2 separate regions of the Mus musculus genome follow, and region 1 is linked to region 2. Evidence: chromatin loops called from intact Hi-C (ENCODE). Cell type or tissue: left cerebral cortex. All regions are shown on one strand. Each heading gives the region's core, and the rest is flanking DNA. Links, peaks and the distances in the headings are about the cores only.

Region 1 (9,681 bases), core at 1,169-9,168, 77 kb after region 2:
CCTGAAACTCGTAGCCCAGGCTGGATTTAGACCAATAGCAAGTCTTTTTGAAACCTAGTTACCTAAGTGATGGAGTTAGCAGAATAAGACATGACACTCTTCTGCCTTGGTTCTGTTAACTTTGTATATGGTTTCTGATAAGTTGCTTAGCTTGGCCATAAGCTTGTTCAGGCAGGGCTTGAGCTTTGGATCCTCTTATTCTGGACTAGCTGCTTGGGATTACAGTCTTATGCTCCCGGCTCAATGAATTTAATTCTTCTAATCAAAGGATTTTTGTTCTGATAAGGATATGAGAAGGCTAAATTCTTTTTCTCCTTGACAGCTTTAAAGTGTTTAAAACCTAGAGGTATTTTGTGGAATATAATATGACTTCCTATATTAGCATCAAATATGACTTGAACATAGAAGGTTGTTCAAGCAGAACTAAGGCATATGGCACATGGCTCCAAAGCTCTACTAAATTATCAAATTATCCTTTTTTTCTTTTTTTTTTTTAAAAACCATCTTATTTATGGGCATGTGCACATGGAGCACAAGTGGAAGGTCAGGATAACTTGCAGGATCAGTTCTTTCCTTCTGCTGTCTGGGTTGTGAGGATTAAACTCAGTTGATCATCAGGCTTGGTGACCTGCCAGTACCTTTTACCCACTGAGGAAGGAGTCTTGCTAGCCCTCTTAAGTTACCCTTTTTTCTTTTATGCTCATCTATTTATTTGTTACACACATGCATGTGTGCATGCATGGTGCAAGGATATGTGTGCAAGTGGACAGGTAGGTCATGCTCCAGGATAAACATGGAGTTCAGAGGACAGCTTTTGGAAGTTGGTTCTCTCCTTTTGTTGTCTGGATCTCAGAGTTGCAATAGAGTCATTATTAGGCTTGGTGGTATATGCACCGTTACCTCTAAGCCCTCACCTGCCACTAAATGAATTGCCCTTTTAAAATGAGTTGCTAATGTTGAACTTAGATAAGAGTTTGAATATCAAAACAATTTCGACAGAAACAAATTCAGACTACTTTATGTAAATTGTCTATAAAAGTATACAGTATATTATTCCTGGTGCAAATTGCCACTTTGGAATGTTTGCTCATAAAAAAATAACTTTTCTCATTTCTCTGATTTTCCTCAGGCTGCCTTACGTCAGATTACTGATAAAGCTCGAGAATTTGGAGCTGGACCACTGTTTAACCAGATTCTTCCTCTGTTGATGTCCCCTACACTTGAGGATCAAGAGCGACATTTACTTGTGAAAGTTATTGATAGAATATTGTATAAACTTGATGACTTGGTGCGGCCGTATGTGCACAAGGTTGGTTTGTTCTCGAAGTAGTGTTTAATGGTTTAACTTTTATTTTTCTGGTTCTATTTTTCCACTGTGTGGAATCTGGAAGTTGTTACTTTCCTTTGTGTGTATATGTAGCCCTGGCTGACCTGGAACTTAGTCCAGGCTGCCCTTGAAGGAATGTGCAATTACTGCCAGGGAATTAAAATTGTTTAACCTATCCCTTAATTAACAAATGTCTTTGATAAATTGATGTGGAAATGTATGTAATTCCTCTTTTTTTTTTTTTTTTTTTTTTTTAATTCTTTCAGATTCTTGTGGTTATCGAGCCACTGTTGATTGATGAAGATTACTATGCTAGAGTGGAAGGCCGAGAGATTATTTCTAATTTGGCAAAGGTATTCACATTAAATTCCTAGAAAAGGAAGTTTGTCTTTTGATGGGTTGAGGATTAATGGTACTAACTTAAGTGGCTGTTGTCACTTTTCTCTTTAGGCTGCTGGTCTGGCTACTATGATTTCTACCATGAGACCTGATATAGATAACATGGATGAATATGTCCGAAACACAACAGCTAGAGCTTTTGCTGTCGTAGCCTCTGCCCTGGGCATCCCTTCTTTATTGCCTTTCTTAAAAGCTGTGTGCAAAAGCAAGAAGTCTTGGCAAGCGAGGCACACTGGTATTAAGATTGTACAACAGATAGCCATTCTCATGGGCTGTGCTATCTTGCCACATCTCAGAAGTTTGGTTGAAATCATTGAACATGGTAAGTGGTGTATCTTTTATAGATCAGCTGTCCTGATGGGGAGAGGTGTATGTGTAATTAAATGAAAGACTTCTCACGCAAATTTTGAAATGGGGTTTGTAATATTTTCTGTTAACAAATTACCATTGCCTAAATTTTATGTACTATAAAAAAATTATTGCAGTTTGGATACATGGTTAGATACATTGCTAAAATTTGGATTGTATTATGAAAATTAGGTGTGGGTACCTACTCATAACCATGTCTGATTGTATAGGTCTCGTGGATGAGCAGCAGAAAGTTCGGACCATCAGTGCTCTGGCCATTGCTGCTTTGGCTGAGGCAGCAACTCCTTATGGTATTGAGTCTTTTGATTCTGTGCTCAAGCCCCTATGGAAGGGTATCCGCCAACACAGAGGAAAGGTGAATCGCTCATTAGATCAGTTTTTGTTGCTAGTAAGATAACCGAAACTTAATTTACTAACGTATATATTTTTAAATAGGGTCTGGCTGCTTTCTTGAAGGCTATTGGGTATCTTATTCCTCTTATGGATGCAGAATATGCCAACTACTATACTAGAGAAGTGATGTTAATCCTCATTCGAGAATTTCAGTCTCCTGATGAAGAAATGAAGAAAATTGTTTTGAAGGTAAGTAATTAGTTGCTCAGTTTGTGGGTATGTGCATGTTTTAGGAAGTTCAGAGAGATCTTTATAACATTAAAAACAAATCAAACCTATTTTTGTACTGTAAAAGTTATTACAGCTTGGATACATGGTTAGATACATTGCTAAAATTTGGATTGCATTACGAAAATTAGGTATTGGTACCTACTCATAACTGTGTTGGATTGTTTTGTGTTTTGCCAGTGCTGCATTTGATATATATATTTCTTTTTTATTAACCTTATAGGTGGTGAAACAGTGTTGTGGAACTGATGGTGTAGAAGCAAACTACATTAAAACAGAGATTCTTCCACCTTTCTTTAAACACTTTTGGCAACACAGAATGGCTTTGGATAGAAGAAATTACCGACAGGTGACCTTTTATTGCTAAACTTTGATTCTCATAAATCTTTTTGACTAATTCTTTACCTACTTAGAATGCATATTACATGCTATAATTTGCTTTGACTGTCTTAAAATTTATACTTGTATGTACTTTACTGTGACAAGAGATGGAATTTTTAAAGTCCATTCTTTCTGTTTGGTCTGTCTGTCTGAGATAGGGTCTCACTAAGTAGCCTAGAAATCACTCTGCAGACCTCAAACTGCTCCATCTGCTGCTGCTGCCATCTTCTATGTCCTGGAATTAAAGGTGTGCTCAGCCACACCTGGCCTCTTTTTGGGTGTCTTTTTTTTTTTTTCCCCTCCCCTCCCCTCCCCTCCCCTACCTCCAGATTTATTTATTCATTTTATTTATTTATTTAATGTAAGTACACTGTAGCTGTCTTCAGACACTCCAGAAGAGGGCATCAGATTTCGTTATGGATGGTTGTGAGCCACCATGTGGTTGCTGGGATTTGAACTCGGGACCTTCGGAAGAGCAGTCGACGCTCTTAACCACTGAACCATCTCACCAGCCCCCCCCCCCTTTTCTTTTAAAAGCATACATTTAATGTGAAATTCCCATTAACTAGTGTATTTAAAACTTAAATGTTTATTTTTTATGTGTATTAGTATTTTGCTTGGACATGTATCTGTGCACTATATTTGGTGTGTGTCATGCCTGCAAGGGGCCAGGCCATCAGATCTTGTATTGGAATTGCAGTTATGAGCCACCATGTGGGTCCTGGGAATTGAATTTGGGTCTTCTGGAAGGAACCCCACCACTATCCCCAGTTTTCTAGCCCAGGCCCTGTGTGTATGTATATATGCATATGTATTGTGTTTAAATTACACTTACTTACTTGGTCTGTATATGTGCCTCAGGGCATGCATGTGTGAAGAGAGCAGCAGGCAAGAGTTCCCTCTTCCAGATGGATCATGGAGATTAAACTCAGGTTATCAGATTTGTTGGGAAGTGCCTTTTACCTTTTGAGTCTTCCCTACAGCCCTGTTTGTTTCTTTTCTTTTGAGACAAAATTTTACTTTGTAGCTGAAGCTGGTCTCAAAATCTTGGTCTTTCTGCCTCAGCCTCCCAGCTCAACAGTACTAAGCTATGAGCTGATGGTTTTGTCTGGTAAATTGAAGCTTTAGCTAGCTGAAACCTAAGTATAGTTTTACTTAGAATTGTTTTTGTTTTGGAGATAGGATCTTAAGTTTTGGGCTGCCTTGGGCCTTGTCCATCCAGACTGGCATGGAATTTGAACGATCCATATCTAGGTGCTCTCACAATTAAAGTTTAGTATGTTTTATTTCCTTGGAAAAGTAATAGATTTAAAGAGTTTTGTTTTTGTCTTTCAGTTAGTTGATACAACTGTGGAGTTGGCAAACAAAGTAGGTGCAGCAGAGATCATATCTAGGATTGTTGATGATCTGAAGGATGAAGCTGAGCAGTACAGGAAAATGGTGATGGAAACAATTGAGAAAATTATGGGTAATCTAGGCGCAGCAGATATTGACCATAAACTTGAGGAACAACTGATTGATGGTATTCTCTATGCTTTCCAAGAACAGACTACAGAGGTAAGGGTAGCCAACCACCTTCTTCCTTGCTTTTAAATTTTATTTTGTGTGCATATGTGTGGGTGAAAATTAGAAGGAGATTTTGGGGATCAGTTGTCTCCTATCACCACTTGTCTCCTGGGGCATGGGCATGAGGCTTGGAAGCAGGCACTTTACCAGCCGAGCCATCACCCTGGCCTGTCACAAACTTGATTATTGTGGCATATTGCCATTGACTTTCATTTATGTAGAAAACCTACTTTTATTGCCATTGACTTTCATTTATGTAGAAAACCTACTTTTATTTCTTATTTTTTGAAAACCTACTCTTAAAAGCAGATATCCCTTTTATATATTTTTTAAAAGATTTATTTATTTATTTTATGTATATAAGTACACTGTGTCTGTACAGATGGTTGTGAGCCATCCTCTCGTTGCTGGGAACTGGATCAGCCCTGCTTGCTATGGCCCAAAGATTTATTTATTATTATACATAAGTACACTGTAGCTGGCTTCAGATACACCAGAAGAGGACATCAGATCTCATTACGGGTGATTGTGAGCCACCATGTGGTTGCTGGGATTTGAACTCAGGACCTTTGGAAGAGTAGTCAGTGCTCTTAAACTGCTAAGCCATCTCTCCAGCCCAAGCAGATATCCCTTAAAAGACATTTTAGTGACCAGTTGTCCTCAGTTTAACATGTTTTTTTACCTCAGATTTTTTGGTTTAAAAACAAATGGGATGTTTGGGTGGTTGGAAAGATTGAATATTATTGAACAATGAACTTTCAGTCAAAACTAAATTATATATTTTTAGTGATTTGTTTTTGTTTTTCTAAATATAACTTAACTTTTCTCTTTTAGGATTCAGTAATGTTGAATGGCTTTGGCACAGTAGTTAATGCTCTTGGCAAACGAGTCAAACCATACTTGCCTCAGATCTGTGGTACAGTTTTATGGCGTTTAAATAACAAATCAGCAAAAGTTAGGCAACAAGCAGCTGACTTGATTTCTCGAACTGCTGTTGTTATGAAGACTTGTCAAGAGGTAATCTATTCTACCAGATGTATATTTTTTAAAACAGGTATCTTAATGGAAAAAGTAACATTTTTAACATTCCTTTTATTTAGGAAAAACTGATGGGGCACTTGGGTGTGGTGCTGTATGAATATTTGGGTGAAGAGTACCCTGAAGTATTGGGCAGCATTCTTGGAGCACTGAAGGCTATTGTAAACGTAATAGGTATGGAATTTGCTGGTCATGTGAGAATTTGGCCTTTTAATTTTCTTTGTATTTTGAAAGCAAGATGTAAAGTTGTATTTAGGAGTTTGTTTTTTTTTTTTTTAATCTTCTTTTCTGGAGCACTTTAGGATTGTCAGATGTAACCAATCTCCCTTACTATTATCTATTTATATTTTACTTAAAAATGTTAAAAAGGAGAAATTTAGTACAGAAATTTAAAGTACAGAAATAGTAACAGCCCAAAATGTTTTGAGTTAATGGAAGAGAGGGCTCTAATAGAACTAGTGTATCAGCTGAAAAATAATCTAGCATCTTCTGTAAGAGGAAGGAGCAACCCTCAAGGTGTAATTTAGTTTTAGAAATTTCCTTTCTATGGTAAGGTATTTTGACTGGTTGAGATTTATTTATTTATTTTTTTTATACTATGAGTTCAAAGAAGATGACTTGGTTAAAAAAAAAGACTATCACGTCTTTTATCTATAAGTTAAAAACACAACAATCTCAGGTATGGTCACTCTTTTTCAAGGAATTATGATGAAGCAAACAAAAGGATTCCTGGGTTCAAAATCTCATTGTATTTAAACAGTGTTGAAAGTAACTCCTTTAGGACTGTGAAAGGGTTAGAAAAGGCTGAGAGTTCATAGGACCTGGCTGTTGGTAATCACTGTTCTTCCCATTTTGGGGAAAGGAGTAAGTAGTATAGAGCAGTTTAGAGCTTTAGCAGAATACTCTTTTAGCTCAGATATGTACAGATAATGACTTGCCAACAGTCTTTTAGCCACTTGTGATTCTCTGGTTTGCCAGAGTTGTAAACCATATGGTTAATCTGACAAACATGAGAAAAGCAGTGGAGAATCAGAGCTTCTAGTAATTCTAGTTAGATCAAGAGCCCTTGCTAGCTGTCTCTTTTTCTCTCTTCATAGGTAATTTCATGGAGACTAGAGGTCTGATTTGTTTTTCAGTTATAGGGACCCGTACTGATTTGATCTGACCTAGCTTTGGCTTATATTGTTGTGTTTGGCCACAACATAGGCTGTCCCCATATTTAAATGTCAGTGTACTAATAACATTTCAAAAGCAAATAAAATCTTTTTGTTACTGCATAACCCTCTTTTTTTTTTTTGTTTTTGTTTTAAAAATCCCTTCACTGATTTCTTTGATTTCTAAATGTAACAAGGAGCTGTTAATAGTTTTAAAAAATTGTAATTAGAATCTGGGGTCTTTATCCACTATCCACTGGTAGCTTATAACTTATTTTTACTGTACTGTAAAAAGAAAAAAGAAAAGTTGCAGTTCAGGTTTTAATAGTTCCTTGATTTCTGTCAAATAGGTATGCATAAGATGACACCACCAATTAAAGATCTCCTGCCTAGACTCACCCCCATTTTAAAGAACAGACATGAAAAAGTACAAGAGAATTGTATTGATCTTGTTGGACGCATTGCTGACAGGTAAACAGATTACATAGCAACAATTCTCGTTTGTATTTTAGTTCAAGTATAGGCAGTATTTCTTTTTAGATTAAGCAAGATTTCACTTTGAGTGGTAATAGGAAATAGTGGTATAGTGTTTTGTTTTGTGTGGGTGTCTTCCTCTCCCCCTCACCCTGGCACCCTGCACGGGGTTTTTCTGTATCTCTGGCTGTCCTGGAACTCACTCTGTAGACCAGGCTGTCTTTAAACAGAGAGCCACCTGCCTCTGCCTCCCTCCTGAGTGCTGTGATTAAATGTGCCACCACTGCCTGACTTAGCAGTATAATTTTTTAAAATATTTATTTATTTATTATATGTAAGTACACTGTAGCTGTCTTCAGACACTCCAGAAGAGGGCGTCAGATCTCATTACGGATGGTTGTGAGCCACCATGTGGTTGCTGGGATTTGAACTCAGGACCTTCAGAAGAGCAGTCGGTGCTCTTAACCACTGAGACATCTCACCAGCCCCCGCAGTATAATTTTAAAACCAAGTCAGGCTTGCTTTCTTTCTTTTTGTTATTTTCTTTTCTTTTGAGACAAGGTCTGACGGTATCCTTGGATGGCCAGGAATTCACTGTACAGACCAGGTTGGCTTTGAATTTAAATCAGGGATTAAAGCTGCACAGCATCACTTAACAAGTCAGGCTTTTTAAAAGGGTGATAATAGTTTTCATTTAATATTTAAGATGGATTAATAACGATTTCAGAATTGAATATGCACATTCACTCTCTAAATGCTCATTAGAGTAGTAGAACCCTTATTTGGCATTCATGGGCCCTGGGCTTCATCCCCAACACTACAAAAACAAAGCAAAACAAAACATCAAAATGCATTAACAAAATGTTAATTCATTTAATTGCATTTTTTTTTTTTAATTTAGGGGAGCTGAATATGTATCTGCAAGAGAATGGATGAGGATTTGCTTTGAGCTTTTAGAGCTCTTAAAAGCTCACAAAAAAGCTATTCGAAGAGCTACCGTCAATACATTTGGTTATATCGCAAAGGCTATTGGGTGAGTAGGTTATAATAAACCCATTGTGTTGGAAAGTACTTTCATGTAGACATATCTTTGGAGGCATAGTATAGTTAATCATTTGAAGAAAAAGCATTTTATTTAACCAGTGACCTTAAGAATATTTTCTTATATTTTTGTTTAACTCAGAAGGCTTTAAAATTTTCCCTAGCAAAGTATAGGTATTTTTAGAGGCACATTCAAGTTTTTGTTGGTCCTATTTTAGAATATTGCTTTTTTTTGTTTGTTTTTTGAGATGGGAGTCTATCCATGCATTCTTGGCTGTCCTGGAACTTGGTATGTAACCAGGCTGGCCTCAAACTCATAGATCTGCCTATTTCTGCCTTCCCAGTGCTGAGATCAAAAACATATTAAGAACATGTACCATTATGCCTGGCTGGAATATTGCTTAAAACATTAAGGAATGAGTATTCTACAGTCTTTTACTCTCCTCACATTGTCAGATTGTGGGCCTTGGTTTTAATTGCTCTTAACAAAATGAAGCTTCTCTGCGGCCAGAAAGGTGACTCAGCAGGAAAGAGCCCTGCCCATTGTTGCAGAGGAGCCAGGTTTGATCTCGGCCTCCACTTGGCTCACACAACCTATGACTATAAACTCCAGTGCCAGGGGATCTGATCCCCGGTGCAGACAGTGAACACATGCAGACAACACTCATACGTACAAAAATAAGTGAAGGTTCTCAACCTCTGATAAGGTCGAGAAGTGCACTGATTTATGGGTATAAAGAGGAAAAAGTTAGGGTGCAGTTTATCATGTCCATTAAACATAATAGTGGGCAATTACATTATACCCCTTATTCTCAAGATTTGGTGATCATTTTGGAAGAGGGGATGTAAAGATTGTAAAAGTCAGAGGTAGTAGGCATCTGCAGCAGAAGAACACTGTTTGGACACGACATTGCAATTGCACACATGAACTCACATCAGTCATGACTGCAAGGACGAGATCAAGTCAGCCAAACTAGCTGCATGGGTGGGAGAGGGATTCTTGAAGTCTCACTCTATCTGGGTAGCTATTGGCAATTGGTGACTTCTCCAGAGATTCAGTTTTAAGAGATGTGGCCCCTGAAAGTCTGTACATACTTCAGTAAACGTCTACACCCACGCACATACTACTAGCACTATCTGGACTTAGTGGGTTTAATTTCTTTTTAAAGATTTATTTATTTTATGTTTGTTGAATGTTTTGCATGCATATATATGCATGTGTGTACACCTGTGCATACCTGCTGCCATTGGCGCTCAGAAGAAGGTGTTGGATGCCCTAGAACTAAAGGTATGGATGGTTGTGAGCCATCA
Region 2 (9,681 bases), core at 597-8,596:
AGCTTGTGTGGGGAGGTTCAGGATTTTGTCAGTGGGACACATTATAATATATATGTTATTCTAGAGTTGCTTCTTTTGTTGTTGCTTTTGTTTTGAACTCTGCTGTAGCCCTAGCTGGCCTCAGTTGGTGTAACCCACCTGCTTTAGCCTCTCAACTGCAGGGGTCATGACTTACATGATGCTGTACCCAGCTTATGTCTGCATTCTAGGTGGCTTTAGGTGGTCATTGAATGGGAAAGGTCATGCTAACTGGAATTTCTTAATCTCTAGGTTGGAGGAACAAGTGATGTTGAAGTGAATGAGAAAAAAGACAGAGTTACTGATGCTCTCAATGCTACAAGAGCAGCTGTTGAAGAAGGCATTGTTCTAGGAGGGGGCTGCGCTCTGCTTCGGTGCATCCCAGCCTTGGATTCATTAAAGCCTGCTAATGAAGACCAGAAAATAGGTAAAGATCATCTTTCAAATGAGTTTGTGGCCTCATTCTTATTGAAAAGTATTGTTGATTAGCAATGTAACACATTTTACAGGGGGAATTATTTCACCTATGGTAGGATTGGATAAGTCTTCTCATTTACTAAACTCTTGTTTTCTTTTTAATTATTTTGTGTGTGTTGGGGGGTGCATTTTGCCTTCATGTCTTGTGTGCTATGCATTTACAGTATTCTCTGGGCCAGAAGGGAGCATTAGGTAGCCTGGACCTGGAGTTACATTGGTGCTAAGGATTAAACTAAGTCCTCTGGCTCCCCAGAAAGAGAAGACAAAGCAAATTTGTAAAAATGTGTTTGTTTTATAGGTATAGAAATTATTAAAAGAGCACTTAAAATTCCTGCAATGACGATTGCTAAGAATGCAGGTGTTGAAGGATCTTTGATAGTTGAGAAAATTCTGCAGAGTTCCTCAGAAGTTGGTTATGACGCCATGCTTGGAGATTTTGTGAACATGGTGGAAAAAGGGATCATTGATCCAACAAAGGTAAGTGATTCAGCATTTCATACACACTGGATGTCTTGCTCTCTGCATGGTTTTTATTCATAAATTATTTTACTAAAATTTTTTCTAGGTTGTGAGAACTGCCTTACTGGATGCTGCTGGGGTGGCCTCCTTGCTAACTACAGCCGAAGCTGTAGTGACAGAAATTCCTAAAGAAGAGAAGGACCCTGGAATGGGTGCAATGGGTGGCATGGGAGGGGGTATGGGAGGCGGCATGTTCTAACTCCTAGAGTAGTGCTTTGCCCTTATCAATGAACTGTGACAGGAAGCTCAAGGCAGGTTCCTCACCAATAACTTCAGAGAAGTCACCTGGAGAAAATGACTGAAGAGAAGGCTGGCTGACCACTGTAATCATCAGTTACTGGTTTCCTTTGACGATATATAATGGTTTACTGCTGTCATTGTCCATGCCTACAGATAATTTATTTTGTATTTTTGAATAAAGACATTTGTACATTCCTGATGCTGGGTGCAAGAGCCATATACCAGTGTCCTGCTTTCAACTTAAATCACTGAGGCATCTCTACTGTTCTGTGAGCATCAGGACTGTAGCGCTGTGTCACCACATGAGAGTTCAGAAGCAGCCTTTCTGTGGAGGGTGGGAATGATTGTGTACAAAGTAGAGAAGTATCCAATTATGTGACAACCTTTGTGTAATAAAATTTTGTTTAAAGTTTCTGGTTGTGTTACCCTTTCCATGGTCTTGATGGGAGAAATGAAAGCCAATCAGAGGAGCACAGTTGGGTATATAGAAACAGTCCACCTATAGTCTGTAGTCTCTTGCTTTTCCTTGGAGATAGGATTATTGCTTCGTGAGGTTTTACAGAAGGCACAACACTGGTTAGCTTGACTGATTTGGAGAGTATCATAAGTGATCATAAAGGAGTTTAGTCTTTCCTTACCATTTTGAAGTTTATGCCATAGTAAAAAGACTTAATGAGCAACTTAACATTTTAACCAGTCTTCAGTACTTGAATTTTTAAGTGAGTCTAGAATTACCAGAGATCTAGCCAAGCAAATAAGCACTATGAGGTTTAATCCCCCAACCCTCACTTTACCCTCAAAGAGTGAAGATTATTCATTTCTTGGTGTAAAAGAAACAAGAGGGCCAGATAGCAGGATGCAGAGCACCAGAAATAGTCTGAAGTCAGTTGGCCATTCTGTGAAAGCAAAAGCTGGTTGTAATTCCACAAAGGGTTTATTTGAGTAAAGGATGGAAATTTCCAGAATAGAACAAATAAGCCAGAAATGAAAAGGGGGAGCAAACACTAGTTCTTTAGTTAGTTTAGCTGTGGAAATGTACTTGCATCTACTTCAAAAATGAGTAACCAAGAGGAAAGGAACCTTGATGTACACTGCTTTGTCTGAAAAAATGCAATGGAGTGTTTCCACTGGCAGAGACCCCAGGGAAATGTGAGTGGGTCCGAAACCCTTCCAAAGTAACTGCCTGGCCTGATCTCATAGCTGCAGGTAGTCTGGTCTAAGTCAACCTGGAAGTAACAGGAAGTGCTTAAGGGCATTTTGATTGGTTCCCGCCCCCACTCCTTGCTATCCTGGTGACTGTAGACCATGCTGTTTCCCAAATACTGGGATTGAATATGTGTGCCAGTATTGCCTAGCCTTAATTTTTTTTTTAAGATTTATTTATTATATGTAAGTACACTGTAGCTGTCTTCAGACACTCCAGAAGAGGGAGTCAGATCTCATTACGGATGGTTGTGAGCCACCATGTGGTTGCCGGGATTTGAACTCTGGACCTTCGGAAGAGCAGTGCTCTTACCCACTAAGCCATCTCACCAGCCCAGCTTTAATTTTTATTATTAAACTTTTAAAAGTTTATTTTTAGCTGGATATGGTGAGGTATGCCTTCCATCCCAGCACTGAGGAGGCAGATCTCTTGAGTTTGAAGTCAGTGAATCCCAGGACAGCCAGAGCTACAGAGAAATCAGTCTTGAAACCTTGCCTTGAACTGAGGTTGGACTCTCCCATGATGATGGTTAATATTAACATGAAATAAAAAAAAGCCAGTGGTGACACATGCCTTTAATCCTAGTACCCAGGGGGTAGTAGAAGCCAGATCTCTGAGTTTTGAGACCAGCTTGGTCTACAAATTGAGTTTCAGGACAGTCAGGGTTACACAGGGAAATCTTGTCTAGGAGAGAAAAATGAAAAAAAAAAAAAACAACAGAAAACCAACTTGAAGGGCATTACAACCAACTAGGAGACAAACCTCTCAGCATGCATTGTGGTCTTTTCTTGATTAGGTTATCAAAGAGAACCACCCACCCTGACATTGTAGAACCATCCCTGCGCTTGGGTCCTAGGCATTATCAAAAGGGGAAAGCCAGTTGACCTTGTGTTTTATCACTCTCAACGTCCTGATTGGATACAACTGTCTGAAACGCCTCATGATTTCACCTTACACTTCATCTCAAACTGGGAGCCAACTGCTTTTATCTAAGTCAATGGGAAACTATCTGCAATGCACAGAAAGGTATAGAAATTGCCCTACAGAGGCAGTCTTTCTTTCACTAAGCACAAGGTGAAATAGTAACTGGTGGGTTGAATAAAAGAATGGCCCCAAGATGAGCAGTCTCAACTAACCTGGACCTCTGAGATCTCAGACACTGAGCCACCAACCAGGCGGCATTCACAAGCTGGTCCCAGGTCCCCAACACATATACAGCAGAGGACTGCCTAGTCTGGCCTCAGTGAGAGAAGATGGGCCTAACCTTTGAGAAACTGGAGGCCCCAGAGAGTGGGGAGGTGGACTTGCAACTTAGTTTTAATTTATGATGACATTTTTTTTTTCCTTTTTGAGTGTCTTATATGTAGCCCTCGCTGGTTAGATCTTCCTCTCAAGTGCTGATTAGAATTCCTTTAACTCTATTGGCAGAATGGCATGCCCTGCACCCTCTGCTGCATAAATCAGGTGTGTGGTTCAGACCTATAATCCCAGCACTGAGGCAAGGGCAGGATGACCAGGAGTTCAAGGTCATCCTAAAATACATAGTGAGTTCAGGGTTATATATAGATATAACCTGGAAAACATAAAAACTTGATTTAGATTCACTTTATATTTACTGAATGCTTATCACACATCAGCAGCCCTCACACATTAGGTAATGAAGGCATTTCCAAGGCACAGACTCCTAAAAAGAAAAGTGAATTAATTAAGAATTAAGAACAGTTCGCAGTGCAGGAAGACTGGGACAAGATGTGTGTACATGACACACTGGTCTTTCCAGGATTCCTCTGCCTTTTTTCTTTTTGGGACAATTTTACACATGGGAATCTTCTATACAAGTTGTTCTGGGTTGTTTGTTTGTTTGTTTTGATGACCCAAAGTTTAAGGTTGCTTGTATGAGCATGACTTGAGGAGTTTTTATTTTTATTTTTTACTGGATCATGAGTAATGTACCAGTGAGTACACAGTGAAAAAAATGACACCCTCTCCCTCCCTCCTCAGCAAGCATTAACTGCCAATAGTCTGTTAGGAATAGTCTGTTAGGAAGGGGTTGGCGCTCAGGAGCCCCTCCCCCATCCATCCGTGATGGAATGTGGATTTCCTCCACCTTGTACAGCTATGAGTTCCTGAGTGCAGAGGCCATGTCTTGTCCAGATGTTCCTCCAGCACTCTTATCTCCTAGTTCATAGTCTTTCTACTCTTTCACACAAAATGTCCCCTGAGCCCTTAGAGGGTAATGTAGAGGTCTCACTTAGCATAAAACACTTGAGCCACTCTCAGAAGTCTAACATATAAATCTCTGTATTAACTACCACTCATGGCACAAAGAAGATACTCTGACGAAAAGTGGCACAAATCCACAAGTAAACATAACTCCGTAGAAGGCAATTTGACAGCAGCCTATTTAGCAAATTAGAGTAGGATAGAGTATCAGGATTATGCTCCTACCCTGCGCTCCCAGGGCAAGGAGATGGCTCAAAGGATAAAGTGCTGGCTGTACATGCATGAGGACCAGTATTTTTTGGATCTCTGGCATCCATGTAAAAAGTCAGACAGAGATGGCAACATCTGGAATCCCAGCACTTGAGAGGCAGAGACAGATATCCCTGGGCATCCCATATAGCTCCACTAGCCAGAATCAGTGGGCTCCGGGTTCAGCAAGAGACTGCTACAATTTTATCGAAAGGACCCAGATGTAGCTGTCTCTTGTGAGACTATGCCGGGGCCTAGCAAACACAGAAGTGGATGCTCACAGTCAGCTAATGGATGGATCACAGGGCTCCCAATGGAGGAGCTAGAGAAAGAACCCAAGGAGCTAAAGGGATCTGCAACCCTATAGGTGGAACAACATTATGAACTAACCAGTACCCCGGAGCTCTTGACTCTAGCTGCATATGTATCAAAAGATGGCCTAGTCGGCCATCATTGGAAAGAGAGGCCCATTGGACACGCAAACTTTATATGCCCCAGTACAGGGGAACGCCAGGGCCAAAAAGGGGGAGTGGGTGTGTAGGGGAGTGGGGGTGGGTGGGTATGGAGGACTTTTGGTATAGCATTGGAAATGTAAATGAGCTAAATACCTAATAAAAAATGGAAAAAAAAAAAGAGACTGCTACAATAGCATGAAGAGCCATCAAGGAAGACACCCAGGGTCAACAACAGACCACCATATGCACACATGGTAGCTCAAATTTAGTGTTAGCATTTGGGAAGCTGACCAAGAGCCTCAGTAATGAGAGCATCTCCCGTGCCACATCGTGAGTTCCAGGCCAGCCTGGGTTAATGACATCCCATTAACACTAGATCAAATACCAAAGCTCAAATCAAATGCAAGGGACACAATTATACACAGGTCACTTTGCTCTGGCCGTGTGTGCCTTACCTACAAGTGGGAGATCCTGTTTCACTTGTTAAAAGCACAACTCAAGTCCATGTGAGCAGACCAGTGTGAGCTCCTCAAAACCACACAGCCAGTGCCTGGGAGGGAGTGACTGAGCAGAGACTAGAGCAAATTCCCACAAGCACCAATTATAGCTGAAAGCACTGTGGCTGGAAGTTTAGTATGCAGAGGTGATTTGGTTGCAGAGTGAAAGGAAGGGAGAGAATACTGAGTAAAGAATGTGTTCAGTTCAGATTTCTCTGTCTCTATGGAAGGTTTTCCCCTTGTTCTGGCAGTGCTGAGGATCAAATTGGGGATGAATATTGCATCCAGGAAAGTATTTGTAAGACATGATATTCTATAGTATTGCACTTTTATTGTTTCGGTTGCTGAAGCTGTCAATGCCACACATACCTAGTCACCTGTCACCTAGTCACCTGGGATGGGGTAGTATTAGTCAGAAACTTGCTGTCATCTGACTGACCTGGGGTGTGTCTGCGAGACATCCTGACAAGCTACTGTGGCCTATGCCATGCCTGAGCAGGTGGGTCTGCAGTGTAAAAGAAACTAACTGAACACCAGACAGGGAACAAGCCAGAAGGCCCATTCTCCTAGTCTCTGCTTTAGCTCCTGCCCTGGCTTCCCTCTGTGATAAGTGGTGAACTGAAAGCTGAAATAAACATACTCCTCACAAGTGCTTTTGCTCATTAGTAACAGGGAAGCACACTAGACCATCCGTCCAAATAGACATGAAAACTATACAGAAAAGATTAAAATAACAGCCAGTGGTGGTGATAGCAGCTATGCTTTCATCCCAGCAGAGAGGCAGAGGCAGGAGGATCTCTGTGAGTTAGAGGCCAGCCTGGTCTACAGAGTGAGTTCCAGGGCAGCCAGGGATATTACACAGAAAGACCTTATCATGAAAACCAAATAAAAAACAAAAAGATTTAAATAACCAAGGTCACTATACAAAAATAAACAATTTAACTTTATTAAGTCATGACTTCAGCCTTTCTACTGATTTGTGGTTTTTAAAAAAAAATCAGTTCAGAATATTATTGAAAGTGAATATGCACAATAAATAGAAAATGCCTTGTGTGGTGCTGGAGACAAATTAACTACTTACTTATCTGTTGCCTACAGTGGCAGATAAAATTTTGACACACAATCAGCACAAAGCACCTGGAAGGAAGTTTCAAATGTCTAGAAAAGTAGCTCAGAGCTCTGGACCACTCACCAAATAAAACAAAAAACAAAAAACAAAAGACCAGAACAAAAACCCCACTCAGTACATCTGGGAAACAACTTCCCAACAACACTGAATCATCTACTGCTACCCATAAGAACAATTAAAATACCCAAAGTGCTAAGACTTCATTAGCAATACTTTAAATCACAGTTTTAATGGTAAATATATGATTATTCAAATACCCTAAGCCATATGGCATGCCGAATAACAATAAGTTACAAATACTCTGAACCTAATAACTTAAACATGATATGGTTAATATAACACACATTGTATCTCAGCTAACCTTTTCATGTAAGGTGAGAATTAAAAGACTTGTTCATCTGTACACTCAAACGAGGAATGTGGTATCCTAGCAACAGTGATGACATCCGTTATTACAAAGGTGGTCGGAGCCTGCAAATGTACATGATACTTAGAGTCACACTTGATTGAAGAAATAATTCTATGTACAAGTGGGTCCATGTTCAATGTGCAAATTTTCAACAGCACGGGCTTAGAATCAAGGCAGGTTTAACAAATGCTTTCTGACTTCTCAACAGATGGTAAAAGGACTTCCTAGAAGTGAACAAACTAGCCAAGAGTAGGTGGAGGCAGCTAATATTTTCCTCTTAGGTGTGGTGAATTTCATGAAGCATTAATTCCCGAGGTATGTTTGTCTCTGGACCATACAGTTTACAGGCTCTTCTTTCAAAGGCTGCTACCATTTGTTTCACAACTTCATCGAAGAACAGAGTAGCGAGCTGAGAGTGCAGAAGGGAGCGGAATTCAAAAGAAATCTGTAGGAAAATGTTAAAAATTGTTTTACACATTTGCGAGGCACATCTATAATCCTAGCACCCGTGGAGGCTGGGGCATGAGTACTGGGGATTCACCACTAGCCTAGTATACACAGTGACTTCCAGGACAGCCTGAGCTGAAAACATAAACAAGGGCCGAGCAGAGCTGCCCATGGTGCCTCAGGCCTCGAGGTCCAGTTACTTGGAGATCCAAGTTCAAGGCCTGCCTGGGCTAGAGTTTAAACATCTGGTGATGTAGCTTAGTGGTAGAGCGCCTGTGCAACACACACACAAACCCTGGGTCTAAGGAGCAGTAGGAAAGTGTTATTGCCTATGCATGCACATGCATGTCACCCACAAACCAGGCAGCCAAAGAGTTACAGCTTTACATACCCATTGTTGTTCTGGACAGAATTCAAGGCACTTATTTTAAACAGTAGTATTGTAGCCTAACATCCTCTGGATATTAAAATACTTTAACTTTCTCTGATGGACTGACTGCAATGCTGACATCAAACTACAGCTTCCAGTGAGCCACACTCTGAGTACTACCCTGTATTTTTTTTTTCTTTCTTTCTTGCTCTTGATATTGGGACTTTTCACACACTGGGCAAGCTCTCAACTTTTTTATTTTGAGATAGGGTCTCACTAAGTTGTCTAGGCTAGGTTCAAAGTCACTGAGTGCAGGCACTGAACTCCTTCTTGCTTTAACTTCCCCAGTAGTTGGGATTACAGGCCTACACCATGAGGAATGGCTTCTAGCTTTTCATTGTTAAATAATTTTGTTTGTTTGTTTGTTTGAGACAGGGTTTCACTGTGTTGCCTTAGCTTCCCTGGAATTCCCTGTGTGGACCATGCTAACCTTGAACACAGAAATAAGCTTGCCTCTGCCTCCTGAGTGTGGGATTCAAAGTGTGTGCCACCACACCTGGCTGAATTACTTTCTTGTAATGCTGAGAGGGCTCAGTGGGGAAAAACATCTGCTGCTAAGCCAGATGACCTCAGTTTCAGCCTTAGGACCTGCGTGTCAGAAAGACACAACTGACACCCTTTAGCTGTCCTCTGACCTGTACACGTGTAATAAATTAAAATGTAATAAAATAAAAAAAATAGCAGAAACAAGATAAAGGATTTTTTACATACTCATCACCCCAAAATTTCCTATTTGTCTTATAACCATATAGCCATACAATTGTCAAAATCAGAAAGTTATCAGTTAGTAGGTAATAATGCTTTAATTTAATTAGCTATCCAGATTGTTTGCATTTCCAATCATCCTATTAATGTCCACTTTCAGAGTGCATCCAAGGCTCTATGTGCTACACTGTTTTGTTTTTCTGAGACAGGGTTTAACTGTACAGCTTTGGTTGGCTTCCAGCTTGTGGTCCTTCTGCCTTAGCCACAATACTGCAGAAATTACAGGCATGCCCTGCCTCTTAACTTTTTAATGAAAGTAATTCAAGAGCTGAAAAAAAAAAAAAAAGAGAAGAATATACCATTTACCCTAAATTACCAACATTTCTTAGGATTTAAAACCTGACTCACAAGTACAGAGAAAACTCATTTCCTCTTGGGAAACCAGTTAGAAATGGCTTTGCATTTACCACAGCGGACGTGATATAAGCAAGACAATTAGGAGATTCTAGATTGATTGATTGATTGATTGATTGTTTGTTTATATACTGTCTCACTATGCAGTCTTGTCTGACCTAGAACTCACTTGCTATGTACCAGGCTGGGCCTGAACTCATACAGATCACCTGCCTCTGTACCCTCAGTGTTGGCATTAAAGGTGCATGCCATCACACCTGGCAGG

What was found. Hi-C counts contacts between places; a loop is a spot of excess contacts. Peaks named below come from ENCODE experiments on the same cell type or tissue, not always from the same donor. Only the 100,000 strongest peaks of a DNase experiment are listed, where the experiment ranks them.
Region 1: it touches region 2 in a loop (4-fold over the local background); 14 of 42 quality-filtered maps call a loop at or near these places.

Annotation. Positions count from the first base shown.
Region 1 is chr1:54,993,011-55,002,691 of GRCm38, reverse strand. It overlaps Sf3b1 (splicing factor 3b, subunit 1), which reads left to right. Exons shown (of 25, transcript NM_031179.2): 12 at 1,130-1,309; 13 at 1,594-1,680; 14 at 1,778-2,048; 15 at 2,305-2,450; 16 at 2,531-2,677; 17 at 2,940-3,065; 18 at 4,433-4,654; 19 at 5,498-5,680; 20 at 5,764-5,875; 21 at 7,206-7,326; 22 at 8,231-8,362. Among named protein-coding and RNA genes, the nearest start is that of Sf3b1, 30 kb to the left of the region's middle. In left cerebral cortex, for the core only: no CTCF peak of the experiment used is centred there; no DNase peak of the experiment used is centred there.
Region 2 is chr1:55,069,820-55,079,500 of GRCm38, reverse strand. Coq10b (coenzyme Q10B) reads right to left here. Exons shown (of 5, transcript NM_001039710.1): 5 at 6,799-7,865. The coding sequence ends at 7,698. It overlaps Hspd1 (heat shock protein 1 (chaperonin)), which reads left to right. Exons shown (of 12, transcript NM_010477.4): 10 at 271-445; 11 at 794-972; 12 at 1,061-1,667. The coding sequence ends at 1,213. Among named protein-coding and RNA genes, the nearest start is that of Hspd1, 13 kb to the left of the region's middle. In left cerebral cortex, for the core only: no CTCF peak of the experiment used is centred there; DNase peaks (open chromatin) are centred at 2,375 and 3,673.